Linked DNA regions of Mus musculus: region 1 is linked to region 2. Evidence: chromatin loops called from intact Hi-C (ENCODE). Cell type or tissue: heart. All regions are shown on one strand. Links, peaks and the distances in the headings refer to the core of each region. The heading gives the core; the rest is flanking DNA.

The links. A loop is a pair of places that touch in the nucleus more often than their neighbours do. Peaks named below come from ENCODE experiments on the same cell type or tissue, not always from the same donor. Only the 100,000 strongest peaks of a DNase experiment are listed, where the experiment ranks them.
Region 1: it touches region 2 in a loop (4-fold over the local background); 3 of 42 quality-filtered maps call a loop at or near these places.

What each region holds. Positions count from the first base shown.
Region 1 is chr9:95,487,382-95,503,546 of GRCm38, reverse strand. It overlaps U2surp (U2 snRNP-associated SURP domain containing), which reads left to right. Exons shown (of 28, transcript NM_001357974.1): 2 at 963-1,007; 3 at 2,728-2,859; 4 at 7,614-7,712; 5 at 9,730-9,844; 6 at 10,316-10,449; 7 at 11,156-11,223; 8 at 12,071-12,165; 9 at 12,247-12,279; 10 at 12,374-12,456; 11 at 13,292-13,457; 12 at 13,636-13,847; 13 at 14,758-14,801. Among named protein-coding and RNA genes, the nearest start is that of U2surp, 17 kb to the left of the region's middle. In heart, for the core only: a CTCF peak has its summit at 9,949 (motif pointing left); no DNase peak of the experiment used is centred there.
Region 2 is chr9:95,689,658-95,705,822 of GRCm38, reverse strand. Pcolce2 (procollagen C-endopeptidase enhancer 2) reads right to left here. Exons shown (of 9, transcript NM_029620.2): 7 at 12,879-12,962; 8 at 11,032-11,199; 9 at 10,272-10,857. The coding sequence ends at 10,727. Trpc1 (transient receptor potential cation channel, subfamily C, member 1) reads left to right here. Exons shown (of 13, transcript NM_011643.4): 13 at 1-741. Among named protein-coding and RNA genes, the nearest start is that of Gm39407, 9.2 kb to the left of the region's middle. In heart, for the core only: a CTCF peak has its summit at 7,804 (motif pointing right); no DNase peak of the experiment used is centred there.

The DNA of each region.
Region 1 (16,165 bases), core at 5,539-13,538, 200 kb after region 2:
TTGAGGCCAGCCTGGTCTACAAAGTGAGTTCCGGGGCAGCCAGGACTACACAGAGAAATCTTGTCTGGAAAAACAAGACAAGACAAGACAAAACAAAACAAGAAATAGCTAGCTAGTGTACTTGCTCTGTCAGGCTGGCCTCAAACTCACAGAGGTCCTCCAGCCTCAGCCTGTGAGTGCTGGAACTAAATGAGCAACATGTATACCAGCCTGGCAGAAGCAGCTCTCTTATAACAAGTTGAAAGACGGATGTTTTGAGATTTGATGAAAAAATCTTTCTTTTCTTTTTTTCTTTCTATTTTTGTTTTTTCAAGACAGGGTTTCTCTGTATAGCCCTGGCTGTCCTGGAACTCACTTTGTAGACCAGGCTGGCCTCGAACTCAGAAATCTGCCTGCCTCTGCCTCCCAAGTGCTGGGATTAAAGACGTTTGCCACCATGCCCAGCAGATCTTTCATTTTTTAAACTAGTTCTACAGTGAATATTGTACCTTCTCTTGGGCAGTGAAGGTTAATGTGTGTGTGTGTTTTCTTGCTGTTACAATCCATTATTTATGTTTGCTCTGAGTGACTAGAAGAAGAGAGGGCGATTTCGCTTGTATTAAGAAGTTGCTGCTATGGTAATATTAGTGATAGGACTTGTGAGAAGTCTTTGTACAAGTGTTTTGTCACAAATAGTGGTTCGGTTCCCAGCCTGTGCTATGCCAAGGTAATTATATTTCAGATTTTTGATTAGTATTTGTGTAATATGTTTTGAAATGTGGATTGTTTAAATTTTAAAGAATTGATTTAGCACATTGGATCACAAATTTTTTTTCTAAGCCAGAGGGTGCCATTGTTTAGTTTCATAAGCTGAAAAGCAGTGACTGAAAGCTAGGAAATATTAAACCTTGAAGCTGAAGAAACGGTGTAGAAAGAATTTTCTAGTCCTTCAAATATTTGCTTTTTTGTTTTGATACTTGTAGAACCGATCATCAGATGTTCATTCATCTGGATCTTCAGATGCACATGTAAGTATAAAAGAAAGTCTTTTTTTATTTACGTATGAGTTACATGGTAAATGAATGCAGTTATATGTGTGAACATTTGTGTTTTCCTTTGTGTTTGTTTACATAAATAAACTCAAATTGCATTTGAAACCTGACACGTATTTAATATTTTATTTTGCTTATAAAATTCTGTCTATATAAAGGACCCCTTTCTTGCTATACCTTGTACCTGCCTTTTGAACTCCCTGCAAATCAGCTGGCACAGAGCATGCTATTCACTTCTTTCTTATGGCATAATGTTCTACTATAGAAAGATAGACTTGTTTGTTTTCATGTTTAAAGTTTTTTGGCATTTTGAATACTGCAATAAATATTTTTCCACATGTTATAGCAATATTCAAATATTATATGTAGATTCCTACTACAAGTTGTTAAACATTTTCAGGAGTATGTGAACTCAGAATTATTTTATAATAGGAGCTTTGGGAGATGGCTCAGTAGGTAAAGTGCTCACCATTGTACCTGTGTGGAAACTGGTCATGTTTCTTTTGTTTTTTTAAGATTTATTTATTTATTCTATGTAAGTACACTGTAGCTGTCTTCAGAAACCCCAGAAGAGGGCCTCAGATCTTGTTACGGATGGTTGGTTGTGAGCCACCATGTGGTTGCTGGGATTTGAACTCAGGACCTTCGGAAGAGCAGTCGGGTGCTCTTACCTGCTGAGCCATCTCTCCAGCCCCGAAACTGGTCATGTTTCATTTCAACTTTGTTATGGGATATGAAGATAGGTAGGTAGATGGATCCCTGGAGCACCCTGGCCAGCCAGCATCCCTAACTGTTAAGTTCCAGATTCAGTGAGAGACTTTGCCTCAAAAAAAAAAAAAAAGGTGGCAGTGACTATGGAAGATAAATACTCCAAACTCATGCACAAACAAGTGTACACATGCCCTTCCCCATGCCTCATGTAGGCCAAAATAAGCCCCTTTTGTACAAATGCCAAGGCATTATTCAACTTTTGCATTGTGTTTGCATTTTCCCTGCTAGTGCAGAAACAACTGGTAGGCAAACTTTAGGCACATTAGTATGAATCAAGGAAGTGACTCCAAAATATACTGTTATATTTACACCCATCTTATACAGTAAAATATGCTAGCTTAAGAATATTTCAGTGGGTGAGCCTAAGTGGGGTCCCTGCTTGTAACCCCAGCATTTGGGGAGGATAAAGCAGAAAGATCATGGGATCAGGAAATTGAAGCTGACTTACTACTCAAAAAAACAAAACAAAACAAAACTATTTTTAGTGAGGTTATAAAATACTTAAGACTCAACTCATGTATGGGTCTTTCATTTACATATCCTGTGTGATGAGACAAGTGCATATAAGGTCCTCTACTTCCAGAGTATGAAGATGTAAGTCTATCTTATGAACCACCCTTCTTGAAAGAATGCCTGACATATAAACTTGTTAATCTGACTTGGGTATTTGACAGATATTTTCTTAACTAAAGGAAAGAACCTGTTACTTCAAGAGTAACAAATGTTCCCAGTGTGATATTTGAGCTTTCAAGGGCAAGTCAGAGTTCATGAAATTCTTAAGGAATTTACTTATGAACTTGGTAGTGTTAGTAATGTGTTTTTAGATAATAGTGAAATTTGTCAGTATGTAGACACTTTGGATTAATTCTAGTTTTTAGTACTGTGGATGTCATATTTGAAACCATTTTTAAAACTTTATCTGAAGATGGATGCATCTGGACCCTCAGATAGTGATATGCCAAGTCGAACACGACCTAAAAGCCCAAGAAAACACAATTATAGGAATGAGAGTTCCCGCGAAAGCCTTTGCGATTCTCCTCATCAGAATCTCTCAAGAGTGAGTATTGCTGAAGACGACTAAGGACGGCTGACGGTTTTGCTCTGACCTTGATTGAATATGGTGGTTTGTACTTAGTTCTTTTTTCGATATTTTGAGACAGGATCCCACTACTTCGTAGCTCTGGCTGTCCTGAAACTAGCTCTGTAATAAAGGCTGGCCTTAAACTCACAGAACCACCCCTGCCTCTTGAGTGCTGGGATTAAAGAAGTGTGCCACCACGCCTGGTGAAATTAATATTCTTTATTAATGATAAACTCCCATTTATTGAAAGAAAAATGTGTAGCTCATATTAGATGTTTCATTAAAGGTGTTTAATTTTTAAATTTTTTAAAAAAATAAACATTTGAATGTAAAGTGATTATTGTCATATTTATTGAGTTATTAGAAGTATTCAGGCAGCTGGGCAGTGGTGGTGCATGCCTTTAATCCTAGTACTCGGGAGGCAGAGGCAGGCAGATCTCTGAGCTTGGAAATCAGCCTGGTTTACAGAATTAGTTCCAGGACAGCCAGAGCTGCACAGAGAAACCCTGTCTTAAAAAAAAAAAAAAAAAAAAAAAAAAAAAAAAAAAAAAACCCAAAAACAACAAAAAAGAAACATTTAGGCAGTTAAGACAATCATTGGATCTGGTGAAATTGCTCAGAAAGGTGCTGGCTGTGTAACCCTAGAAACAAGTTGGATTCATTGAGCCTGTGTGCAGGTGGATAGAGAGAAATAACTTTACAAAGTTGTCTTCTGACAACTACACACATGCCTTGGCATGCACATCCACCTACCTACAACATGCATGTATATGCACAGTATAAAAAGGATGCATTCCTAGTGCTCTGAGAGCTTATGTTCGCTCTGAAAACAAACAAGAGTAGATGTTAGTCACTTGGATAAATGGAGTCCTAGGACAGGCAGGAACACAGAAAGAAGTCCTTTGTATTTGTATGTGTATTATACACATATGTGTGTGCAGGTGCAAGTAGAGGCCAAAGGTCAACATTGGGCATCTTCCTCAATCACTCCACATTATTATGAACCTGATTCCCTGACCAAATCTAGAATTGCTCTTCTGTTCTGCCAGCCTGGCTAGCCGTTGGGCCTTAGATGTGTGGTGCTTGGGCTACAGACACATTCTCGACCTCTACTGCATAGGTGCTGGGGTTCCATGCTGAGTCGCCAGTGGCAGTGGAATTTTTACTGACTGAGTTTCAGTTTCCCCAGCCCTTGAGAATTGGGCTCATTACTACAGCGCCTCCCTCAGGTCTTCTGGCTTTCTAAAATCTATGTAAAATAAATTTTCTTGAGGTTGATATACAGGTTAGTGTACTTGTCTAGCATGTGTGAGGTTTTAGGTTCAATTTCTAGCACTATTTTAAAGTATACAAATTAAAATTTCTTGTGAAAAAAAAATCAGAAAATATTAAGTCATCAGCCAGCCAGCATTAAACACTGACTATCCTTTTTTTTTTTTTTTTTTTTTTTTTTTTGGTTTTTCGAGACAGGGTTTCTCTGTGTAGCCTTGGCTGTCCTGGAACTCACTCTGTAGACCAGGCTGGCCTCGAACTTAGAAATTCGCCTGCCTCTGACTCCCCAGTGCTGAGATTAAAGGCGTGCGCCACCATGCCCGGCATTTTTTTTTTTTTAAAGACAGGAACTCTTAATATAGACCAGGATAGTGTTGAATTTACAAAGATCTTCTGCTTCTGTCTCCAGATTGCTGGGATTAAAGACATATTCCCCCATCCCATAGGAACACATCTTAAAATAACTTTTTTTTTAAGTATTTTTAATTCAGCAAAACTTAGTTTTTACACAAAAGATTATATTCTTCATTTGAATAAACATTCAGTAAATTTTTTTTGCCATTTCTCTTTGGATTTATAAACAAAAATTTGAGCATGCAAATTTTGTTTCTTTTCTTTTTTCTTCTTCTTTCTCCTTTCTTTGTTACTTCCTTCTATTTTTCCTCCATCTTGGTTTGAGAAGGGGTTTCTCTATTGCCCTGGCTGTCTTGAAACTTGTTCTGTAGACCAGGCTGACTTGAACTCAGATCTGCCTGCCTCTGGCTCCCGACTGCTGGGATTAAAGGTGTGTGCCACCATGCCTGGCTATACATTTAGTTTCTTAGAATTGTGTTTTTCCTTCAGTTTCAACGTAGTCTTCATTTGAAGCTAACTATAATTACAGTGAATGATGGCAAGACATTTTTTCTTTTCTGAGGAAAAGATGATTTTGAATCTGTTTGAAAATTTGATTGTTGGAGCTGGAGAGATGGCTCAGTGGTTAAGAGCACTTTTGCCCAGGACTGTAGGTTTAGTTCCCAGTACCCCACAGGTGACTTACAACTCTCTGTAACTGCATTTCCAGGGGCTCTGACATGCTCCTCTGTCTCATTGTGCACCAGGCACACACATAGTGCACCTGAGTATGTGCAGGCAAAACACTCAGAAAATAGAAATCTTAAAAGAGGGAGAGAGAAAGAGAAGTGACTTTTGTGTTATTAACTGATTATCTTTCACAGAGGGCTTTTAATGTAACCTTCAAAATAGGTGGCCTCAATGTTTCTCACCATAATATCCTTCCAAAGTACTTTGTTAGCTTCTTATTTTAGTAAGGAAGAGAAAAACTTAAGATTTCAGTATTTTAGGCTTGTATTTAATTAACTGCCCTACCTTTTACATTTGTGAATCCCGAGTAACATGAAACAACTAAAGGCCTATAGACTATTTAGATCAGATTTTAGAAGGAAACTTTCTAAATTGTAATAATGAAGGCTTCAGTAAAATGTTTCTTTGGATTGGTTAGGTGGCTCAAGTTGTAAGGGTTCTTGCCATCAAACCTGACACCCCAGCTTGCTGCTTGGGACCTACATGATGGCTGAAGAGAACTAGCTAGCTTAAGTTCTTTGGCCTTCACACATATGCTCTGGCACACGAGCCCTGTCTCTCATATGCATACACACAAAAAACAAACAAACAAAAAAAGATCTTTGTGAATTCAAGGCTATCCTGGTCTACATTAAGAGTTCCTGTCTTTATAATTAATTCTTTTAAAATACGTGAGAATTTCATTTATATAAATGGATTTTGATCAAATCCACCCTCCATTCTTCCCCTTTCAATCCCTCTTACATCCCCCTTTCCCCCCAACTTCATGTACTTTTCCTTAATGTTTAAAAATTTAAATAAAATTATATCATGATTTCCCCCTTCTAGTTCCTTCCTCTATCCCCTCCTGTGTTCCCACCTCCTGACTTCCTCTCAAATCACACCCCTTTTATTATTATTGATATGTGTGTATATATATGTGTACATATATATATGTATATGCATATATACACATAAATGACTAAGTACAAGCTGCTGAGTTGTTTTAGTGTTGCTTGTGTATGTATGATTTCAGGGCTTTCCTCTTGGTATTGTATAACCAGTTGTGGGCCTCATCCCTGGGGAAGACTAAATCTCCTTCTCAGCAGTCTTTAGTTGCCTGGCTTCTGTCTAGAGGTAGGGCCACTGGAGATTTCCTTCTTCCACTTTAGCATGTCTGTTGGTGGTGTTATTTCAGGTCATGTTTAGGCAGCCATATAAGGTTTCATGGCTGTCATTTCTAGGAGACAGTCTATCAGCAGACTTCCTGGTCTCTGGCTCTTAAGATCTGCTCTTTCAGTTGTGTTTTAGTGCCCCTCAATCAGTTAGTTAGTTAGTCCCTGTATTTTGAACAGTTGTAGTTTCTGCAGTGGTCTCTCACTGTTGCAAGGAGAAGCTTCTGTGAGGCTGAGAGCTGCTCTATCAGACAGAGGCAGCTCCTGAGCTTGGTCCACATCTTAGCTTGGCAGTGTTGTGAAGATGGCAGTGGACAGGGGCAGGAAGGAAGAGGGAAGAAAGAATCCCACTCTATTCTTTAAACCCAGTGTGTTTACTTAGTGCTGCCAGGCACAGTTTTCTTGTATAAATTGACTCATTTATCTGAACTGCTTGGCATGTTTATTGTTTTTTTCCTTTTTTTATTTAAGATTTTGACTTCTGGAATATTTTCATATACATGAGGTATCTTGGGCATAGGACCCAAGACTAAACATAAAACTCATCTCTTTCTTATGTATAGCTTCACATATAGCCCAAAGGTAATTTGTTGCACAGTATTTTACACCTGAAATTTGACTGCAACCTGTTCTTTGAGATCAGATATAAAATGTTCCACTTGTGGTGTTAAGTGTTTCAGATTTTAGATTTTCAGATTAGGAATGATCATGTATATTCAAAAATATTATAAAGATTTATATATGCTGAAATCTGAATGCAAAGTAGATGGTACATTCTCAATAAAAAATGAAATTATGTTTATATCAGTGTTTTTGATAAATGAGGTACTTAATTACGGATGTGATGTGATTTTAATCCTCCCATTTGAGGGTGTTTCCTGTCATAGCTGCTGCCTTTCCTGCAGTGTCTATTTGCCCTCCTCTGTGCTTTCTTTTCTCCTAAGCCTTGTTTTTTATTTCTTTGGTTTTTAACCTTTATTTCCCTTTAAAAAATGGCTCTTGCCTGTAACTGACTTTGAGTTCGGAAATAAAAAGCATCCCTTAATTACTATCTATTTACATTAGAATGATGCCTGAGATCTAAGTTTGGAGTGTGCCAGTTTTTCTTTGCATGGGTACTTTACTTCTAAAGATGAAGTTATCATTAAAGTACGTTACACTTATAGGTAACAGTAAAATTTGTATGTAACGACAAAATAATCTCTTTGCTTTTTTTTATAGCCTCTTCTAGAAAACAAGCTTAAAGCATTCAGTATTGGAAAAATGAGCACAGCAAAGCGAACCCTAAGTAAGAAGGAACAAGAGGAACTGAAGAAAAAGGTAATGTTTGGAGTGTATTTTAGGTTATACTTAGAAGTGACTGTGTAAGAGAGCAGTAGCAGCTGTGTTTCCTGAAGAATTTGACTTCTTGATGTTTGCATCTACACAGGAGTCAAGTCTTTAACACAACAAATGTTCATGATTTTGGCTTTAGCTTCTCTATCTATAGCTCTGTGTGATGTTGTGTTCTTGTTGTCAAAGTGTGAGTGTGTGTTTGTGTGTGCATGCACCACTGTAGTGTACCCATCTCCCTTAGATGAATGCAATAGCGTGAGGGTACTTTTCTCCATTTACCTTTTTAAATTAAATATTATATCTTTGTGATTACTTGTAGGATTGAAACATTGAACTTTTTAAAGCTTCATAGGTTTGTAAAATCCTATTGGGATTTGTGGTTTTGCTCTTTGGACATTATATTGCAAGTAAAGTTGTTATGAATAATGTTATATACACAGATGCATTTTGGTTTTCTTTTAGTTTGCCTTTTGAGGCATATTCCTGAAAGGGAAATTGTTGGAATGGTAAATTAATAAATGTGGTTCTTCTGTACTTCTCTGTCAGGCAGGGACAGTTTGTTCTCTATCTGTAATGTGTTAGTGATATCACCACCCACAAGTAGCAGATTATACTGGGGGAGTTTTTGCCAGTCTGTAGTGTGAAAAATGATACCTGAGTGTTTGAATTTGCAATTCCTATAGTGGCAATGCAGTTCACCAGCCCCCTACCTCCGTTTTATTTCTTTTTATTCTCTTTCTGGTTTTATTCTTCCATGTAAAAACTGTTTTTATAATCAGTTGTCAGTCTTTCCTTACAATTACTGTGTTTTTAACCAAGCTTTTCCTTTCTTTTCCATTTCTGGCTTATAGAGGAATTTCCCTGTATTTTCTTCTAGCATCTGTATTCCCAGGAGAATCCCTTTGAATTCCTAGGATTGTTTCCTAAAATGTAATCTTCATGCAGTTTTTCATCTTATATAATACAAAAAATTTTGATTTTGTTCTATCTTCTTAATTAGTTGTCAGTAAATTATGCCAGTTTTGTTTCTGGGAAAGTCTGTTTGTTTCCCTCTGACACTAGAGGCTTCTTTTATTTTCTTATGTGTTCTATTTCTGAGGTAGTGTCTTACACAGCTCGGGCTGGTCTGGAGTTCTGTCTTCCTGTCTGACGTCTGAAGTGACAGGCATGTGCCACCATTCTCAGCTTGGTATTTTATTCATACATATTTGAGGATATTTAGATGGTGATGTCAATTCTACTTTTTTAAATGCCATGTCAGGAGGATATTCTGTGGCTTTGTTTCTATTGTATCTTTGATTATTTGAGAAGGAAATTTTTATATTTGATGAATTAAGTCATCGTGCCTTGGAGAACTTTCTAACAGCAATAGGATCTGTCCTTACTTAGTCCTTTGTCCTGTAGTCTGGTTCTTGATTGCCTTTAAATACATTGACTTGTTTATCTGCCTGGGGTTCTTGTCTGCATCTCTCAATTTCTAGTAAAGGAGCAAAGCCTTTGTGTTTGAATTACTTAGCATTTAGTAATATTATTACTAAATTATAGCATATCATGGCTAATATGTAATGTCCACCAAGTATTTGATACTAGATTTGAGAAGGGAGAGGTTTGTGTATTTTGTTTCTTTTTCTTTCTGTATATGGGTGTTTTTGTCTGCTTGAATGTGTGTGCCTGGTATCCAGAGAGGTCAGAAGAGGGGGTTGGTCCCTTAGGACTGGAATTAGAGGTGGTTGTGAGCTGCAGTGTGCGTGCTGGGTCTTGGGTTCTTAGGGAGAAGAGCCAGTGCTCATTACTGGTGAGCTTCCACTCTCTGTGTTGGCATTTGCCTTTAAGACAGTATTTGGCAGTCAGATCTCTGTTCAAGGCCAGCCTGTCTGGATACTGAGTTCAAGTCTGCCTGGCCTCCACAGTGAAATCTTCTCTCAAAACAAAGCAAACTGAATCAGTCAAACCATACCCAAACAGCAGTTCTTGTGTAACTAATATTTCGTTACGTATTTAGGAGGATGAGAAGGCAGCGGCCGAAATTTATGAGGAATTTCTTGCTGCTTTTGAAGGAAGTGATGGTAATAAAGTGAAAACGTTTGTTCGAGGCGGGGTTGTTAATGCAGCTAAAGGTAAGTACCAATATCTGGCTTTGAAAACAACCCTTGGATAATGTGATAACAGATTAATTATGGAAGACATTTGACTTTGAATTATCACTTTTCTTTTCTATTAGCACCCTCTAGTGGTTAGATTAATAAACAATATAAATGATCAAATATGAAGTAATTAAGACTCAAATTTGATTAGTGGGACTGTATGAAATAGATAATAATAATAGTAATAATGATGATGATAATAATAATAACTAGTACCTTTCAAGTTTAAAAAAAGTGAATTATGTTACAGAATTTTTAATGTTTTATAGTTTTGCTATAAAGTGGTCAAATTGTGATTTTATTTTTTCAGGTTGAGTGGTAGTATGTAAATTTAATTTTATATTCAAATCTTAATACTAAAATACTAAAAATACTTAATACTTAATAATTTTCTTAAGAAAATTATATGAAGTTAGTTTTATAAACTACTATTTTAAATTTCAGATGAACATGAAACAGATGAAAAAAGAGGTAAAATCTATAAACCATCTTCAAGGTTTGCAGATCAAAAAAATCCTCCAAATCAGTCATCCAATGAAAGGCCGCCATCTCTTCTTGTGATAGAGACGAAAAAACCCGTAAGTCATTCTTACATAATTGAGCAGTGATTTTAGAATTTGGCATTGTTATTGGTACTCTGAGTGCATCTACTATACAAAATTTCTTAAAGTCTTGAAGTAGGTGTTGAGTTTTGATGCTGTCTAACTCAGTAGTTCATCTAGATAAGCGGTAATAGATTAGGTTAAAACATGGTAATGATAGTCTTTGAACCTTTGTTACTATGTACGTATTATATATTGCAGTCAAAAGTTGAGTTGTAAATGTACAGTAAAATTGTTTTCTTTTAAACAGTTCTGAATTGTGATCCTAAACATGTAGTACATGTTTTTCGGGATGGTTTTGGGACCTTTTAAGAATTAGGAATTGGTGTGTCTATTTTGATAAGTTCTCATCATAGAGTTTTTTTGTTCATTGGAAATAATTTTATGGTAGATAATAGGTTGATAAATGTGGGATCAGGTCACTTGGAGCCACATTGGTTAATTAAATATGATTACATTAAATAGTGAGATGGATTTTTCTTTTGTGGCTGTCAAGATACCTCTGAAAACAAACAAACAAAAAAGCAGATTTATTGCTATGTAATTCACAATTAGATGATAAATTCAAGGTTATTAAAAAAAATGCCATTTTTGTGTTTCCAGAAATTCTTATCACCTCAAAAACCATAAATTTTGTTTAATCTTTTTTTATTTCAACTATAACTTATTATATTCTTTATAGCCACTGAAAAAAGGGGAGAAGGAAAAGAAAAAAAGCAATTTGGAACTTTTCAAAGAAGAACTAAAACAGTAAGTTGTTTTTGTTTTGTTTTGGTTTGGTTTGGTTTTTTTTTTGAGACAAGGTTTCTCTGTATAGTCCTGGCTGTCCTGGAACTCACTTTGTAGACCAGGCTGGCCTGGAACTCAGAAATCTGCCTGCCTCTGCCTCCCGTGTGCTGGGATTAAAGGCGTGCACCACCACTCCTGTCAAAACAGTAAGTTTTATAGGAAGAATTCTATCAGGTTGGAGAGATGGCTCAGTGGTTAAGAGCACTTGGCTGCTCTTTAGAGGTCCCGAGTTCTAGTTCCAGCAACCACATGGTGGCTCACAACCATCTGTAATGGGATCTGCTGCCTCTTCTGGTGCATCTGAAGAGAACAACAGTGTACTCACATACATAAAATAAAATCTTTAAAAATAGAATTCTATCGTAGACATATTGGACTGATAATTATAGCTGTTGGTACATATACTAGTTATCTGCTGGCTTGCAAGTGAGCTTTCTGAAGCTACAATAGATAGGATGTGCTTGAAAATCAATTAGCATTTATTCAGTGTCTATATCTGTTTGTAATGTATAGATTTAGTTCAGATGCTTATTTTCTGTCTGGAATCCTGTTTATTCAGTGGGGTTCAAGTTAGGTGTCATCAAATCTATTAAGAGCAGAAGCGTAAGTAGTGGTTTATGTTGACTTTCCTTTCCCCCTAAGAGCCATCACTCCTGCTCTGTGACTGAGGGGCTCACTAATCTTGGTTATAATTATTACTGATGCAAATAAACACATCACATTATTTGAAGATAATACCTAGAGAAACTGTTACTAAATATGAGTAACTTGTGGTGTACTCTTAGCTAACTATAATTATTTTCAACAGAATTCAGGAAGAACGTGATGAGAGACATAAAACAAAAGGCAGGTTAAGTCGGTTTGAGCCTCCTCAGTCAGACTCTGATGGTCAGCGACGTTCTAGTAAGTGATGTTTATCTTAGTGCACACATTTATGACTTATTGTCCTAGAAACTAAGAGTTGTTTTCTTTCCCCCCTTTAAGTGGATGTGCCTTCAAGAAGAAATAGATCGTCTGGTGGTAATACCGATTTTTTGCTTTTTAAAGAATTAGGAATTGTCTCAACTTTGTATTTCGCAGGGTGTAACTTGTTTTTTTCTCCTTGTTCTAGTTCTTGATGATTATGCACCTGGCTCACATGATGTAGGAGATCCCAGCACTACAAATTTATACCTTGGAAACATTAATCCACAGGTAATATAAGGAAAATAAAATGAATGTTGGCTTATGTTCATTTTTTTTCTTGTTGTTGGATAATTAGATAAAATTAAGATTCTGAACTTGGGGGGCTGGTGAGATGGCTCAGCGGGTAAGAGCACCCAACTGCTCTTCCAAAGGTACTGAGTTCAAATCCCAGCAACCACATGGTGGTTCACAACCATCCGTAAGGAGATCTGACTCCCTCTTCTGGAGTGTCTGAAGACAGCTACAGTGTAATTACATATAATAAATAAATAAATCTTTAAAAAAAAAGATTTTGAACTTGACAAATCTGATGGAATTAGATGGTATTTTCTAATTGTTTTGAAAACTTGGGGCTTATTAGTTGGATCTGAATTGTTTCCTGTACATTTGTGAAGATGTGGCTTCCTTAGTAACTAGTTTGTACTCTTGAGGCACCTCCTGATAGGTAGCTTGCTTTCTTATGGAGGTCCTCTTTTCCTTTTCTCCTCTGGGGCTCCTTGTGGTTCCCATCTTCCTGTGCTGTGATTGCATAGGTGTTTAGATCCCAAGATCTTCAAACAGGAAGAGAAATCAGACATGCCTTTGGTTCCAGTAGCTCTTAAGACGCCAAGCCCTAACTGCTTATTTAAATAAAATAGAAGGCTTCTAATATGAAAGTACTTCAAATGCACCAGTATGGCAGGGTTTTTTGCCAATGTAGAGTTTCTAGTTTTTGAGTGTAATACTGTAGGGTTAATATGTTGCTTTCTACTTTTAAAAATGATTTTGCTTTCTGGGTTGCATAATATTCTTAGCGCCTCCTTTCCTTTTTGTTGCATAACCAAACTCTCTGATCTTTTAATAGATGAATGAAGAAATGCTGTGCCAAGAATTTGGAAGATTTGGACCATTAGCTAGTGTAAAAATTATGTGGCCTAGAACTGATGAAGAAAGAGCACGAGAAAGAAACTGTGGCTTTGTGGCTTTTATGAACAGAAGAGATGCTGAAAGAGCTCTAAAGAACTTAAACGGTAAAGTCCTTAGTGTCCATTTGTAGGAGTCAGGTACTTCTTTGGTGTAGAAAATTAGCCATAAAAACTCTGAGAATTGGTTCAAATTGGAAAATATACATAGGAAATTTAATTCAGAAATACTTTTTCTCTGGAGCTTGTCAAAGTAACCTTTTTCCTTTCTTTTTTTCTTTTGTAGGAAAAATGATTATGTCTTTTGAAATGAAGTTAGGTTGGGGTAAAGCTGTGCCTATTCCTCCACATCCAATATACATTCCGCCTTCTATGATGGAACACACGCTCCCCCCACCTCCATCCGGACTGCCTTTTAATGCGCAGCCTAGAGAGCGATTAAAAAACCCCAATGCTCCCATGTTACCACCACCTAAAAACAAGGAGGATTTCGAGAAGGTAATTTTAAAAATGTACATAGGACTGCATCTGATATGTAAATACTGTATCTGTGGTAGTGTTTCTTTTCAACAATTTTTATAGACATGTGTTACTCTGGCAACTCATAAATAAGTAAATATGTTCCCTGCCTTAGCCCATGAAAACCCTGTATTGAAATATTAGGTCATATTTAATATTTTTATTTGTGGCTGCCATTCCCTTTTGAGCACTCGGTAAGCGCACCCTCTCCCCCGCCCCCAGTGTTGTAGTCAGTGTTTGGATTTACTTTGTTTTGAGAACATGGTAGTTTTTATTTGGTTAAGTGACTTTTCAATTAAGAAAGCCCACCTAAATAGTTAAATTGTTTGGATGACAGCAAACTAACATAGCTTTCAAGGTCTTGAGTTATTAGACTATATAGTAGCATATATGATATTTCAAAAATAGTTAACTAATCTAGTAAAAACAAAGGGTGAATATTTTTCTTTATTAAACATAAAACCAACTTAATTTCAAGTTATAAGAATTTGTTGGTTCTATTATGAGTTGATTACACTTGAAATGCCAGGGCTGGTTTTAAAGGCTTGGGAACAAAGTAACCAACTGTGTGGTCAGAGCAGACAGTTAATTAGTTCACAAGTTAATTATCTGCTAATTGTCAGTGTAGCCCCTGTTTCAGTACATTGATGTGCATTCTAGCAGGAATGTTCTATGCTTTTGCCTTTGGTGAACAGTAATTGTTCACTGTGAACACATCCATTTGCATTATGTAATTGCTTAGTGTATAATTACTTCAAATGCAGTGATTGCCTGCAGAACTTGTGATTAGATGTGTAGTGTTTTCAATGCATATGTATATTTTTGCTTGTTACTTGTTAACAATACTCACATATTCTATGTTTATTATCTGATGTGACTTCATATACAGACTCTGTCGCAAGCCATAGTCAAAGTGGTTATCCCAACAGAAAGGTACATGTTTTTCTTTATTATTACTGATCTAAATATAGACAATATCCCCTTCTGAATTGAAAAGAACTGGTGTTGAGGAAAAGGTAATATCTTGACTGAGCAATGGCTCCTTCCCACTACATTTGGGGGATGTGTAAAAATTAAGTTTAGTACACTTTGCAATTTTATGTCATCTTTTCTTTTGTTTTTTATTCTCATTTTAGAGAGTTTTTAAATACCTTTAGAAATTAGAATGTTTAAATAAATTAATGTGGAGTTGTTGGTCTGCTAATTTGAAACTATTGTGAAGGGAAAATAGGTATATAAGTAAAATGAGTTTTAAAGCTTAGATAATATTACAATTTGACCCACTTTATTTATCTTGGATAAACATCTGGATTACATGCCTTAAATATGCAACCTTGGTTTTAGATCTTAGTGGAGGTGCAGTCGTATTGTTTTTCTTTTTTTCTAATTGATTTTAAGAAGAAATTCTAATTATTTTCATGGACACTGGCTGTATTAGGATCTTTTAGTCATAGTAAAGGCGTTTGGATCTCTTTTATTACTTTTCTTCTTCTTTTTTTTTTTCTTTTTAATACACTGCTAATGAAGAACAATCATGTAGGTATGCTCTTGCTCAGTCAAGCTCAGCCTTTTCCCAAACACAGAAACACAACACTGGTTGAATAATAAATGAACACAAAAGAATTCCAAATTCTCTTTGACATTGGCCTTGGTGAGCAACACCAGCTGAGCTGTCTGCGGCAGCGGGGGACCAGGAAGGCATCATGGGATGGATTGGGAAAGTATACAGGTTTACCAGACATTGGTACGATCGACTCCAATAAATGTGCTTTTTATTTTAACTGAGAGGCCTCTTTTTGTTGTGGTTACCCAGAATAAGATGATTACTGTTTAAATATAAAATAATACACTTTAAAATAGAACATTTTTTTGTACTACACTGTTTTGTTTTGATAGAAAAAGTAATTTTTTAAATAAGAAAATTATATAATCCTTAAGGGAAGAGTATGATTATGCCTTCCTCTTGATTCCAAGTCAGCACCAACTAATTGTCACATTTTGATTTTAAATAATCATATGAAACATTTTAAAAGTTCCTTTAAACTTGTAATTTAATGAAGATAGGTTCTTATTAGTTACAAGCCTGTTTAATACTATAGTGGGTTATTTTTCCACTGTTAAAATGTTTACAGGGAAAGTATTTTTTTAGCATTCAAAAAACCCAAAACAAACAAACAAAAAACAAGTTTAGGAATTTTATGTGTGACACAGCTTATTTTTAAACAAAATTACATTTTGCTGAAAAGTTTTGACTTACTATTAGAATGAATCCTTTGGTTTTAAACTTGATATATCAT
Region 2 (16,165 bases), core at 3,662-11,661:
AGTTTAGCTTTTCCTTCTACGTTTCCAAGTTGGAGTAAAACTCACCATTACAAAGTTGAAGCTGCTTGTCACCATTCATGTGGTCACATGCTGGTCACAGTGGGCTTGGCTGGAGAGGCCTGGAGCCCTGAGGAAAGCTGCTTTCCTTTCAGCTGAAGGCTCTTGAGCAACTCTTGCAAAGTGTTTTCCTCAGAGCCTACCATAGCTTCCACAAAAGGGGCCTCGTGCTCGCTGCTAGAGATGTAAAGCACTGTTTATTCCATTTGAAATAGAAAGAGAATCTGACTGCCTTTCAGTGTTCATGTGAGGGTGTGACTGAAGGTTTCCCAGCTGTCGCATGAACATTCTTGAAGAGCGCTTGGTGAATGTGAGCCGGCATTGAGGCCAGAGTGCAGACAGCCCTGGTCTGTGAGCACCACCTACCCTGGGGCAGCTGAGGATTCTAGTGTTAGCTTTCATCTTGCTTTTTACATTTGTTTTTAATGTTCAGGTTTAAGTGTTCCCTCTTTTGGGCAAATTCTTATAAAAATGTTTATTGTAAAATTATATATTTTGTCTACAATGGGATTATGCGCTTCCAAGTTGGGATTTTACATCAGGATTTTTAGTCATTCTAAAAAAATACCTAATTATTAAAAAATTTATAGAGTACCTATGTGTGCATGAGTAACTGATGGGGTATATTTTGAATGACAGCATATTGTAAGAAAAAAGTGAATAAAAGTTGACATTAGATCATAAGTTTGATAGAGCTTGAGCATTTTACGATTATTTGGTTTTTATTTTTTAATTATTTTATGTGTGAGAGTATATTGCCTGCATGTATGTGTATGTGCCATGTGTGTGCCTGGTACTCACAGAAGTCAGAAGGTGTTGGGACCCCTAACTGGAGTACCAGATAGTTGTAAGCTGCCATGTAGGGACTAAATTGAGCCAGGTCCTCTGGAAGAGCCACCAGTGCTCTTAACCAATGAGCCATCTCTCCAGCCTCTCATTTACTTTTTAAGTCTGAGATACTATAGGGATGGAAAGATAGTTCAGTAGGGGAAATGTGCTTACACCAAGTCTGATGACCTAAGTTCAATCCCTGGTGCCCACACAGCAGAGAAAACCTACTCCCACAAGTTGCCTTATAAAATCCACATGCATGCTGTGTCACACAGTATCTGCACACACACCCCCACATACACAGAGGAAAATATTTGAGACATAACTTATATGCCATCTATAAAATTTAGTGTTTTTTTTTAACTTATGATCACAAAGGCTTAAAATGCAAACTGCCAACATCAGACACTCAGCAACACTTGCCACTTCTAGGAGCAATACCATCTTACTGTTAGATCTTCCCTAGAGCCATGAAAATGGACTCAGATGAACTATACTTTGTGTGCCTTCAGCCTTCTGCTGTCCTATCCTGTGGCAATACTGCTGCCTTTGCCACTCTCCTTTGGAAGTGTGTTGGTAGGCATACCTTTGGGTTAGGAATCTGAAATGCTGAAAGGAGGACCAAAGAAAGGTGCAGCTGCCCCGCATCAGCAAGATGAATCAGCATATGTGAGTCAGAAAAGTCCCGGCAGAAAGAACAGAAAAGCTGCTATGTCACTTCAGATCTCACACCCTAATTGGAAGCACACGAAGGATTCTGGGAAATGAAATTAGTCCTAGGCAAGTTAACACATAAAGCTACCACACATACACACTGGAGATATCTGCATCACACAGATGAATCTTAAAAAGTGATACAAGCTAGCCACAAAGGCTATAGGCTGCATACTCCTATACAACACTACACACACACAAACACACACACACACACACCATTAGAAACTAAAGTCAAATCATTGGTTCATAGGATCTATAAAAGAAGATCAACTGCACAACTCAGAAAACTGCTTTTGTTAAAAATGATGAATTTTAAGTTGAGCCTGGTGGAAGATAAGGCAGGAGAATTTTAGGGTTCAAAGCTAGCCTTGACAACATGACAAACTGTAGACTAGCCAGAACTACATGGTGAACCCCTGCTTCGAACAATGAATTTTAATGTATTAGAATTATGCTTGTGTCAACCTGATGAGAATTATATAATGCAGTTATGATGAAAAGAGCTAAGAACTTAAGAGGCAGAGGCAGGCAGATCTCTGTGAGGTCAAGGCTAGCCTGGTCTAGATTGAGTTTGGTTCAGGGCTATGCAGAGAAACCCTGTCTCAAACAAACAAAAACTAAGAAAACAACAGGAACCTTAGTTTGCTGCTACAAAAGAAGTGATCTGTGATGTATATCCAGGAAAGACTAGCTACCTGGCATCTAACAGCAGCACAATGATGGAGTCCATAGATAATTACCATTACATAATATACTTTTCAAAATGAATTTTACTATTTAGGTTATCTGCTTTTTCACACATGGAATGGTCAATTTCTAACAAAAACTAAATTGACATTCGGATTGGAATTACATCAAATCTAGAGACTAATAGGATGAAGTTATGATTTAGCAACTGTTCAAAGCCATCTAGGAAAGGCCATGGCAAGCAAGTGAATTTCCTGGAGATGGCCCACCATTTTGCATGGCTGCAATGGATGTGCTCTGGAGAGGCAGAGCCTCAGAGACTTTGTCCCAGGATTGCTTCTCACTGCTGATATGACTTCCCTGCCATTACTACATAGCCTAATGATTCCTGGACATCAACCCACCCTAGTGGGAAAATTTCCTGCAGATCAACATGAAGATGAACTTTCATTTATTAATGCTAGATGAATTAATTTCTAGCATTCCTTATTTGAGTCAAATAATTTTAAGAGGAAAATTTAAGAAGTTGGTCTTAGCTGTTTTACCAGAAAGATGTCATAAAGAATCAAGAATAGAATATATCTTCTCCTCATAGAATAATAAGTAAAGGCTGCATAATAAGGAATAAATGAGCTTTTATAATTGCAAGTGAAGAAAATAGACTGGGGACAGATCTGTGATTAAGGAAAAACATTCATTCTAGGTCAAGTCCAAGGATGAGGCCACAGGTGTGCACTGTGATAAAGCAAGGCCACGTGAAACGGTTGCTTTGAGCTTATAATGAGCTTATAGAATGAAACACTGCTTTGAACTTACTATAGACATCCTCTGTAACTCCCCTTTGTGTAACATTTTATCTATGAGGTGATTTTATGAAGAACTTTTGCCTAAGAAGGTATAAATTGCCAGAAAGAAGAAATAAATGTGGCATTTGAAACTCAGTCCCATCTACTAAATGTATATATTTATCTGTCTGTCTGTCTATCTATCCATACATACATACATACATACATACATACATACATACACACATATAGGTGTAGGCATATGTGTGTTATGTAAGTATACATGAACACTTGTGGAATTGTTGAGATAGGTGGTTGGGCCTAACCAAAGTATGTGATGTCTCTGTGTGTCTATACGTGTGCTCAATTTCTTCCTTTCTTCCTTTTCTTTTCTCTCTGGCTCACAAAATTTAAACATGTTTTTTTAAAGTGGCCTAGGCAATCCAAGTTATGGACAAGCTCCATTCTTTTCATCCTGCAATCAATTCCTTCTCTGCTGTCTCCCATGAGGAATGCTATTTAAGGGATCCATAGCTCAGCAGGCAAAAGTACTCGCTGGTCTGATGACTTCAGATACCCAGAATCCACACAAAAACTGGACCCAGGCACAGTGGCATGTGTCTGTAATCCCAGCATTCAAACGATAAAATGGGACAGAAGGGGGACAGAGGACTTCCTCTGGAAGCTTGCTTAGGCTGGCTAGCTGCAGTGACAGAGAAGAGAGACCCTGCTTCATCGACTTTATCCAGTTTTTAGCCCATGTTGGACCCTACATGCTACAATAATCATCTGCCAGGCAAGATCTAACAATGGTAAGACTATTTATGGGTGTTACCTTGGTCGCGTACTACAGTGGGTAGTGATCAACGCAGTGATTAAAGCAAAGATGCATTACTGTTTAAAGTGCTGAGTATAAGCAAGTGTGCATACTCAGCCATAAATGCACCTTCTATATCAATCCCCAACCCCCCATATACAGGCCCAGAGAACACTGTGGGAAAGGGGAGGGGCAAGAAGAATGTAAGAGCCTAAGCCTGGGGAAGCGTGCTGGAAATGCTGTCCTCTGCACTTGGCTGTTCACACATGAACTCAAAGCAGTTGTGGGTCCTTACAGGAAACCTGCGCAAGATCAAGACAATTCACAAATTCCAGCAAGGAGTTGGAGGGGTTCCAGAGGCCCCACCCTGCTGGAAGAACGATCGATGGCTACTGGAGGAAAGAGGATGAGAAACTTTTTATTAGGTGTGTAGCCACAGGGACGTCCTCCACCCCTCCCCAATAGATGGCTCCCATGACCATGTGCATAAAGGCAGCACTAATTAGACTCGGTATGAGATCCTTTATGGTCTTCAAATGTGTTCATATTCTTTACACCCACATGCAACGGGTGAAAGGTAGCTTAGACGGAAGATGAGCCAGTGTGGTGGTTTGAATGAGAATAGGCTCAGATATTCGAATGTTTGGTTGCCACGCTTGACTGTTTAGGAAGGATTGGGACCATAAGGGATCTCAGAAAGGATTCTATTTGCCTTTCTCATTCTATGCCACAGTTCTTCTAGCGATATACTGTGCACAAGAACCCAAGTATCCCCCTCCTCACCCGGGAGGCTCTTCCTTGAATCATGTAACCACTGATATTATTGTTTTCAGATGTGTCGGATGTATAGAGCCTCAGCTTATAAGTTTTCCTAATTGGTTTCTGTTCTCAAAAGCTCTGTCTCTGACATCTGATTGAGTCTCACTCTCAGTATACTGTAGACATCTTTCAAGTAACAGACAATACTTCTAGTTTTTATTTAATCAAATGTTAGCCTTTTAAAGTCACTTTGCTTTTTAAGAGGGAAAACAAATGACCAAAGGGGGAAAAAAAATCAAGAATTTTAATTATAACATTAAAGCGCCTCTATAAAAGTGTCTGTGTGTGATCTCAGCCAAAAGATAGACAAGAGGTACCTTTCTGTGTGTGTTCCAAACTCCTCTGATTACAAGTTGTCGGACTACCTGTGAATACTTCCATGCTTACACAGTCGTAGGTTCCCTCAGCCAGCCACGGTAACACGTGTGTATAAGCTCCATGCTCAGGAGGCTGAAGCAACCTAAGCTACAAAGCAAGTTGCAGGCCAACCTGCATAGTCTGACCCTGTGTTAAAACAGAGCAAATGGCTTTAAGTGTGTTTGTACTTGTGGGAGCTTGAATATGCATGGCCCAGGAAGTGGCACTATTTGGAGGTGTGGCCTTGCTGGAGGAAGTGTGTCACTGTGTGCCTGGGCTTTAAGCTGTGTCCTAGCTGCCTGAAAGCCAGTCTTCTCCTGTTTGCCTTTGGAACAAGATGTTGAACTCTCAGCTTCTGCACCATGCCTGCCTGGATGCTGCCATGCTCCTGCCTTGATGATAATGGACTGAACCTCCGAACCTGTAAGCCAGCACCAATTAAATGTTATAAGAGTTGCCTTGGTCATGGTGTCTGTTCATATCAGTAAAACCCTAACTAAAGACAGTACTTACTTCAAGACCTTTAATGATAAAATACAATATATTCAATATTTTGTCCTAAAGGTAGAACCTATTTTTATATTTAAGACGAACATGCAAAACTCTTATTTTTAGTTATATTTTATTATTTAGCTTAGACATGAGTGCTTGTGTGTTTGTATGTGATGGGCGTGATGAGCTCAGAGGCCAATTTTCAGGAGTCAGTTTTCTCCACTATGTGAGTCAAACTCTTGGTTCATTTGGTGGTAAGTGTCTTTACCTGCTGAGCTATCTCACCATCATATCATTTACCTGAGGGTGTCTCCAATTGAGTTTTTCATTTGGATAACATATCACCTTTACATTATATTAATCTTATTTTTCCTTTCCAAATTTTGCATTATCATCATGGCAGGAAGCATGGTAGCATCCAGACAGGCATGGCGTTGGAGGAGCTGAGAGTTCTACATGTTGTTCCAAAGGCAAACAGGAGAAGACTAACTTCCGGGTAATTAGAAGGAGGGTCTCCAAACACACCCACACAGTGACACACTTCCTTCCATAAGGCCTCACCTCCTTATAGTGCCACTCTCTGGGCCAAGCATATTCAAACCCTCACATTGCTCAAGGTTTATTTTTGTTATGAAAAATATCATGGCATCAGATTGCTCACTCTGCATTGTTAAGATCAGGAGCCAGGTCTGTCGATGTGTGCCTCCATGCCTGGTTCATGCAGGGCTAGGGATGAACTCCAAGGCTTTGTGCTAGGCAACCGCTCCACCAGTGGAACTACAGCCCCAGTTTCATCTAATTTGTTACCTAGTGATTGGGAAATGTGCTATGTCAACTCTGTTGCTAGGCAAACTTGCTCATGGTTAAAAACATGAGCTGATTGGCAAATTAAATCTAGACAAGGAGGAACTGTAAACGAACTGGGAATATCTAACGGGGAAGTAGAGTTTTGGACTTTCCTGAGCATAAAGCTTGGCTCCTGTGAGAGTCTGGGAGCTGTGTCTCTTGCACTTTGGGATGGAGCTGTTCTGAAGATAGATCTTTTGGCAGATATGTCTATACTGTCCTGAGGTGACTGCTGTCTCCTTGCACATAATACATCCTCTAGGAAGGCCAAAGGAAAAATAGCAAAGGCTAGCTATGGGACTTTGCATTATAGAATAAGATTGGAATACATACATGTATATATATGTGTGTGTGTGTGTGTGTATATGTGTGTGTGTGTGTCTATATATATATATATATATATATAGACACACACACACACATATATAAAATCTTGATGTATCTATCTCATCTGAGAAGAATGGACCTGCAGAGTTCTTACAAGTCTGTCCAGTAGCAGCAAAGCTTCGTGCAGTGAAGAATATCCACTAATGGTTTAAATGTTGAAGGCATTCCTGGGATACTGGATCGCCATCTTCTTGTTTGGTAATATCTAGTCTAGAGTTTTTGCACCTATGCTACTAAATGAAATCAGACTGGATATGTCCCTGGTGCCTACTGTCTGCTAAACTTCTAGAATTAAGGTTATTAGCCTCAGAGAAAGCGTCCCGTGCCCTCTCCCTGCATACATCCGGGACAGTTTGCGTTAGGTGGGCAGTCCTTGCTCTGTAGGTGCCTGACAAACTTTCCAAATCAAACTAACTGAGTTTGGAGTTTCCTTGAAGGAAGATTTTAATGTACTTACTGAATGTCTTCAGTGGTTGTAGGACTATAAGAGTTGTTTTTTTGTTTTGTTTTGTTTTTTTCTGCTTAAGTCTGCTGCTAGGCTCTCTCACCCCAGGGATTTCATTTCATATACATTTTCAACCTGTAGGCATAAGGAGATCATAATGTCATGTTATTATTCTGTTGGGGGAGGAAGGGAGGGAGGCAGAGAGGGAGAGGGGGAAGGAGGCAGAAATGGAAAGGATGAGAGAGGGTGAGAGGGAGGTTGGAAGGGACAGAGGGAGGGAGAACATGAATGGAAGAAGTGAGTGTGTAGGTCTTACTATGTGCCCTCCATTTCTTGGCCAGCTGTAGTAATGTTTCTTGCCTCAGCCCTCACAGCAGCCGACATTCCAGATGAGCACCATGGTGCCCAGGACCTTATTACTACTTAGTCATCTGTAGAACCTGAGAACAGTCCCTCTTTTATTCATAAAATTGGTATTATGTGAATATCTTTAAAAATAGTTTATTTATCTTTATTTTACATGTGTTTTAACTACATCTGTGCATCATATGCATGCAATGCCCAGAGAGACCAGAAGAGGGTGTCAGATCCCTTGGAACTGGAGTTACAAATGCTTGTGAGTCACCACGAATGGGAATTGAACTGGGGTTCATCTGGAAGAGCAGTCAGTGCTTTTAAACCCTGAGCCATCTCTCCAGCCCCCTACTCTTTTTTTTGTTATTTTGGTTTTTTTGACTACTTCTTAATGTTTAATCTTGCAGAGTTTTCTGAATTATATTAGTCACTTCAAAGAAGCAACTTTTAGCTTTGTTAACTTCATCTGTTATTTGTAATTTCTTTTTGACTCAATTTCTGTTCTAAATGTATTTCTCCCCCTGCATGTGTGTTATGTATGCATTTACATGTATTCATACATATGTGTATATGTGTGTAGAGGCCAGAAATCCACGATGAGTGTCTTCCTCACTTATTCTCCACTGCATTTTTTTTTTTTTTTGAGTCTTTAACTGAACCTGGAGCTTGCTAATTCAGTGGACTTCCAGCCAGCTCCATGGCCTGCATGACTCAGTTTCCCCAGTCTCCCTAGTTAGAAGTACTGCATTTTCGGTACTGGGATTATAGTGCTGCTGCACATAGTTGTTTTCTGGGTGCTGGGGAGCCAAACTCAGGTCCTAAAGTTTGGGGGGCAGCTAATTTAATGGCAGTCCTCCATGCAATCCTCCCGACCTTTCAGGGTTGTTTGCAACTGGCAGAGATCTGCCTGTCTTCATCTCCTGCATGCTGGGATCAAAGCTCTCTCTCTCCTTTTAAAAGTTTATTGGTTTTTTTCTTAGTTTGTATCATTTATGAAATTATAAAATTTAAAGTGTCTAGTTTTAATACTTTTATGTTATGATTTTTAAAGTTAATTATTTAACAGCATATTTCTTAATTTCTAGAAAAAGATTTTATTGTTTTGGTTTTCCTTTTTGGCACTGATCTTTAATTATTCACTATTGCTGGAGAAAGGTATTCATATGATGTAGTTCTTTAAAAATTGCTTCATGGTACATTAAGTGGGAAAGTTTTTTAAAATTATCCTACATATAGGCTTGGTCAGTGGATACAGGTGCCTACTGCAACTCCCTCTGTTTATAACCAAGGAACTGGAATTCTGTCTAAATAAAGCAATTTTATAACCAACGTTAGAGCCTTGTAGGACCGGGAGAGTAGTCTTACCACCTGGCTGGACTACCTGTTTTAAACAACTGAGTTGAAAGATGAGCCAGTGTCATGAATTATTAACCACAGTCCCCTTAGCCGTTGTCTTGTGCCAGAGCTGTCAATGGAACGGATAGCTTGGATTACTGTTCTTGGTTTTTCCTGCAGGGTGACTCCAGACCCCACTGGTAACACAGGAGACACTGTGACCATGAAGCTACACAAACAAGCTGTCCATAATAATTCATCAGTAAGATGTTTCCACTGAGAGACAACAGCCTGTGCTCATTCCGACGTCCCTACAGTGCATTCTTGACAGGATTCCATTAACAGGTCTGACTGTCTACAGGGTGTCACTGCCCAGAGAAGCCACCGCCCAGCTGGTGCAGGATGCTCTAACCCATCCGTTCCTTTAGCTGGTGAGGTCCGAGGACTGATGGGCATCCCAGGAGGAGTTTGAACCTTTTCTGTCCCTTCCAACTGACTCCTGTTAATTGCTCGTACACCTGACCAGCTGGCAGGACAGCTGTTCAACTTACCTTAATATCTTGCTGTCACGTAAGTGTTTGTCAGCTCAAGAACTGGGAATTGCCATTTCCAACCAAAATAAGCGTTCCCCTTAGTTCTACAACTTCATGCCTCTCATAAGAGACCTTGTGACTCGTGCCGTTGTCTATCTAGGGTTCCTCGTACCATCTTTCGATGGAGACAAGGCACCTTTCACAGCCCCTGGCCAGCAATCTCCTAGGAGGCAGACACTGTCATACCCATTGCAGGTCTAGCTGCCGCTCGAGCAGTCCATCTCAACTGATACAGTCTGATTCAGTACAATGGGTACAAACAGCGAAGAGTACTTGGAGCTCACTGCTGAATTTTTAGATTACTTTATTGCTTAGTCTAGCGAATGCAAGCCTAAGCATCAGTCCTTAGTACTAAATGCTTCAAGTGGGAAGGTGCCTTCCTCCTGGGGCTTCGAGAGCCTTCTCTAGCGACATTGTGACCTTGGGTTTGAAATTAGGACTCTTAGAAGATTGCACTGCCTTTGCTGAGAAGTGTACTCTGGGGAATTCCCTTGTATATACCTGAGCTTGCAGTTCAGAGACAAAATGAAGGAGTCTGGACTGGATGCCAGAGGGACACCTTTCTGTTCTTGCAGACAGAGACTACAGTCCACTGACGTCACTGCATCAGTCTTAACCCTGGAACTCTTAGTGACAACTTGAAGCTGATACAGCGACAACTTTATGTACAAATACCACCTCGAGCACCGTTTCACGGGACTGGCTCCACAGTTGTATTTTCTGGGAGAACAAGGTTATCTGGCTGCCTTATAATCATTTAAAATATTTTATTAAGCATTGACTTTTAAAAAAATGAAAGAGAAAAAAAGAATGTGACACCTCAGAGCAAATGCTTGAAGGTAACCAAATATCATTATAAATATTGCACTTTATAAAATCCTTTGTATATCTTCATACAACTCGACTCTAGAATATCCTCCTACAGAGATGTATGTTCAAGCTTCCAGATGTCGGAGCTCGCTGCTCTTCCCCATCAGGCACTGGGTGGGTGAGTTCGCAGATGTTGGAGATCACAGCGCAGGCGCAGACCTTCCACCAGTGAACTGGGGGCGTGGCTCACACATCCATCGCGTGAGGAGTTACTCAGCTCCATCTCTCAGAACGCTCAGCATTAAATAGCGTGGTTTTTTTTTTTTTTTTTTCCTAACGTGGACAGATCGTTCAGCGGTGATGAGTAAGTTCAGGTTATGTGACAGAGCTCAGGCTAACACTGCTTGTTCTTCAGTGCGTTCATGGGCTTCTGATTCTTATTCTTGAACATTTTGACAAAGCTGTTTGGCATGATTTTGCCACGCCCATCTTCACCCACTTGTCCCATAATAATGTAATTGAGACCTAAAGAAAGAGAAAGGAAAGATAACTGGTTTTTTCTTCCCTTCGTGTTCATGGTTATTAATGGCTTCCTTCTTTATCAGAAGTGGATCGTGTTTTAGCCCTTACTTCACTTCCCCTCAACAGCCACTCTGCTTCTGAGCTTTCCCAGAAGAAAGGCTACAGCTCTGTCCTTACCTCGTCTGAGAAGGGGGCACTGCCTGCACACCACAGTGAGCTTGACACTCATGTTCTTGCCAGCCTGCTGAATGGCCAGGTTGCCTTCCCTGTAGATGCTGATGATCGAGACTGTGGCGTGCAAGCTCCCACCTCGAGTGACGGTCGTGATAACTGTGCCGGCTAACACTGTAGAGAGAAGCCCACAGTGAAGGCAAATCCAGGCAGAGCTGAAAAACGATCTCAATTCTTTTACCTTTCAGAAATGAAAATCCACGCGTATAAGGGACCTCAAATTTTAAATCACTAAAATGAAGGTTAAAACAAAAACAAAACAAAAAAGTGCTATGTTTGTGTTTGGGTGTAACTTCCCAGAAGAGAAATCTGGCTGCTTTCCCAACTGCAGTCTGCGGCTGAGATGGAGACCCTTTTAAAATATTCTCTCTAACCCGTGGATACCTTACCACTTAAGGGATAGAGTTATAAGTCTTGCTCTCGAGCACTTAGCAACCCAGTTTAATCTCACTTAGAAAATGAAAGTTAGAGAACTGAGCTAGAACTTAAAACACAGTGAGAGCTGTGTGCTTGCACCTGGCGCTCTCGATACAACCAAAACCTTACTCCCGGGAATGTTTCCTTCCACGGCTCAGAACTCGCCGTCCGTCCCTTGGTGATATTTGGTCACTGTGCCATTAAGTGAGCCACAGATGATAAGCTAAAGCTGGTTTTAGACACGGGTAACCTAACCCCCTCAGGACAGTGTGAGCCCCCAGCGCTTATGTAATATACCAAGCTCCTAAAATCGGAATTCCCAGAACACCTTTCTTTGATGCCTGGTAATGTGGGTCCACTGAAAAGTGTCAGGCTGTAGTGGAGAGAAACCAGGGGGCTCCCAAGCACGGGCAGGCAGGCAGATCCTTCCACAGAAGACTAACCCAGGCGTGGCTGCAAATACTTGCTTCCGTTTTTTATGCAGTCATTTGAACTCAGCATGAAAACTGCACAAAATCCATCCCTTTCCTATAAGACAGACCCGGGGTTGCAGGCAGTTACCACATTGAGGCACCGAGCAAGCCAGAACTTGGAGGCGAGAGTGGGAGAGGAGGTGAGGGCGGAGGTGAAATGGGACTTATTTTTGATAACCTGTTGGGCTGCAGCAACTTTCTTTTCCTGATAAGATTAAATTTGGCACCTTTTGTTTTCAAGTGGTTTTCACGATGGTGCAAGTTTTTAGTTGGAAAAAAAATCCCTTAGAAACCCCAAGCACTTAGCTCCTCCCTCCTCAGGTTCCAGTTTACAAGGGCTTCTGGTGGGTGTCAGATTTTTCACGTTTTATCTTAGGACTTTGAAAAGACAGTACGGAGTTAAATACCTAATAAAAAATGGAAAAAAAAAAAAAAAAAAAAAAAAAAAAGAAAAGACAGTACGGAGAAGATACTTACTCCTTTTGGGAGAGGCCAGTTTTTGAATGTGAGCCTAACTATTGAACGTACTTAAGCTGGATCCCAGATGCGAGCATGTAATTAATTCTCTGGTGTGTGAAAAAAAAGACTATATAGGCTTTTTCACAAAGTCCATCAGAATACACCGAATAGCAGTGTCATGGATCAAGAGTCAGCTTTTAAACTGATACCTGGGGCAGGCAGGGTTGGGGGGACGACACCAGGGGTGAGAACTGTTTGTAAAGTTGATTTTTCTCACTGTGAAGCCAAACAGTTCAAAGAGCCCAGGTGGACACGCTCTAGTGGACAGGACTATGCTTCCGTGGGTAAATGAACTGTGTTGCTAAGTCATGGGAGTGCCTGTGAAATTAAGCACACCGTCTCATGTTTCTCATTAGAGAGAGAAGCCTGGTTTCTGTTTCTTACCGAAGTTGCTTGAACAGTAATTGCTCTCCAGAGTCCCCATCCGTCTACACTTCTGCTGACACAGGGCCACAGTGGGCTTTAGACCTAATTCGACGAAGAAATTCAGAGAAGGGAGTCATGAGATTGAGGAAAATGAATTTAAATATAATTGGTGTTTACGTCAGAATCTAGCCAGTTGAGATCAGCATTTATTTCCCCGAGCCACCAAGCTTACCATTGCAGTGAAATAATTATGAACCATGCAAGAGACATTCTCCATGCTACCAACTACTGTTCTTCCTCACGGAACCCAGGCCTCTCTACAGACTGTTAAACCTGAGATCAAAGATAATCCAAATATAGTCTCATTCGCTTCTTTTAGAGCAGTGGGTCTCGACCTTCCCAGTGCCGTGACCCTTTGATACAGCTCCTCACGTTGGGATGAACGCCAACCATAAAATTATTCTTGTTGCTACTTCATGACTGTAATTTTGCTACTGTTGGGAATTGTAATGTACATATCTGATGTTTCTGATGGTCCTACATGACCCGAGGAAAAGATTGAGAACCACTGCTTTATATGTGTGTGTGTGTGTGTGTGTGTGTGTGTGTGTGTGTGTATGTGTGTGTGTGTGTGTGTGTATGTGTGTGTGTGTGTGTGTGTGTATGTGTGTGTGTGTGTGTATGTGTGTATATGTATGTATGTATGTATATGTATGCATGTATGCTTTACATTATAACAGAATTGACCTGAGTGCCCAGCTTAGGGGGGAAAAAACACAGAAAAGCTGCCCAACAAATCTGAAGTGACAGAGCGCAGGCTAATTCTTCACAAGAGGAATCAGTTGGTGTTCTCGTGAGGGAAAGAGGAGCTTTCTTGGTGTGCTTAAAATACACAGCTCTCTAGTTGTCAATAGCACAGGGACTTAGGAGTGCTGCTCACGTGTAAAGTGTTAGGTTTGATTCGAGGCGTCACTAAGCTGTTTATTTTGAACCCGGCATTGGCTCTCCTTAGGATCTCAAGAAGTAAACAGTTATCAGTCCCATCCACTCAGAGACACAGTTAAAAGTATAATTAGACCCACAGTTATTCTCAATTGGCGGTAACTTTGTTCTGTAGGTAACATATGATGAGCATAGGAAGCGTTCAAGCGGCCCCGACTAGGGAGGCACCAATGGCATCTAATTCACAGCTTTAGCTGTCTGTGCTGGTTGGCCTTTGACAACAGGACACAAACTGAACCCTATCTTGGAAGAGGCGATCTTCACTGAGAAAATGCCTCCGTAAGACTGACATGCAGGCAAGTTTGTAGGACATCTTCTTGGTGGATGACCATGCACTGTGGATGGTGTCATCTCTGGGCTCACAATCCTGGGCTGTTTAAGAAAGCAGGCTGAGCAAGCTTAGAGGAGCAAGCCTGTAAGCGGCACCCCTCCATGGTCTTCGCACCAGCTCCAGCCCTGACTTCCCTGGGGGATGGACTACATATGAAGAAATAAATTCTTTCCTCCCCAAGTAGCATTTTGGTGATGATATTTTATCACAGCAACACAAACCCTAGCTAAGAGTCCCTTGCAGCTCAGGTGGGGCCCTGTAACTGAATGTGAGCTGCCACAAAAGGCTTGGCAGTGCTGAAGGGTTTCCTGGATGCACAATGGCTAGAAAATTAATTCAGTTTCAAACACATAAGATATCTAGATCTGAGGTGTGTTCGGCAGTGCTTGCCTGTGCTGCACTGTGAACTGTAGCCTTGGGGTTCTGAACACAGACTGTCACACAGCCCTCCCACCAGCCAACACGGCCTGAAACACCTCTGCTCAGATTTTAGACGACTGCATGGGGCAGCTGTTCAGTTTTTTACTGGAGCTGTAAAGCCTCCTGCCCTAAAACACAGAAATTAGTTTTCTCTAAAGGAGTCTCACTGGGGAAACAAACCATTCCTAAGGGTGGGTCACAAGCCAGCAGTAGATGGCTGACATAAAAGGAACTCAATGGCGGCTTGCAGGGTCTTTGTCTCCTAACGTTGTCAGGGGGTTGTTTTTAAACCTTACAGATTTGGTTTGTTTTTTTTAATGAGATTTATGAAAGTGTGTGTCTCTCTGTGTCTCTCTGTGTTTCTTGTGCTTTTTCTTCCCCTCTTTGTCTTAAACATTTTTTTTTGAAGACTTCAGAAGCATTGTAGAAGGATGAAGCTATATCTTTATGGTACTGGGTAGTCCTTTGTCAGCTGTCAAGCTGTGCCACAAGCAAGAGACAGCCAGGAAAAGAGACTCTTAATTGATAAAATGCTTTCATCGGACTGACTGGAGGCGTCTGTGGAGGCATCTTGTTTTAAGTGTATGAATGTTTTGCCTACATATATGTCTGTGTACCACATGTATGCCTGGTGCCCAGAGAGGCTGGAAGAGGGGATTGGATCCCCTAGAACTGGAGTTCCAAACAGTTGTAAGCCGCCATGTTTATGCTGAGAATCTAACCTAGGTCCTCTGGAAGAGCAGCCAGTATGCTAACCATCTCTGAGCCCCTGAGCCATTTCTCCATTTTTCTTGATTATTAACTCATGTAGGAGGGCCCAGGGCACTGTGGGTATGAAGCCAGTGAGCAGCGCTCTTCCATGGTCTCTGCCTCAGCTGCTGTCCCCAGCTTCCTATCTTGAGCTCCTCCCCCATTGCAAGCCCATGACTTCCCTAAGGGATGGACTGCTACTGGAAATGTAAGATGAAATAAACCTTTCTACTTCAAGTTGAATTTTTAGTCAATGTTTTGTCATGGCAATAGACAGTGAAGTAGTTTCCAAACAGATTGTGGGAAACTAGCTTTTCAGCCTTGGGATGTTTATCTGGGAGTGTGTGGGTGCCCTGAATTGATGCTTCCTGCCTTCCAATATATCTCTGCCCTCTGGTTTTTAAGTCAGAGACCACACCATTCCACCTAGCTCATTTTGTGGTCTTTGTCTCAGTTTCTGCACTAACAAACAGCCCTTGGCTCAGTCTTTCTCTTATGTATTCTTGCAACAACTCCAAGGGTCCACCATCTTCATGGATGACCCAGTTTCATACTCACTAGGGACAATCCTCTGTTGCATCTGCCACTCAAACCCAGGCTCAGATGTCCTCATGTGGGACCATGTGTTGCCTTCTCTTAAATGGCAAATTTAGATATCCCGATATCCAGATGTCTTATTTAGGGTGTCCATTGCCGTGAAGAGACACCATGACCAAGGCAACTCTTATAAAAGAAAACATTTCATTGGGGCTCAATTACAGTTTCAGGGATTTAGTCCATTATCATCATGAGAAGCATGGCA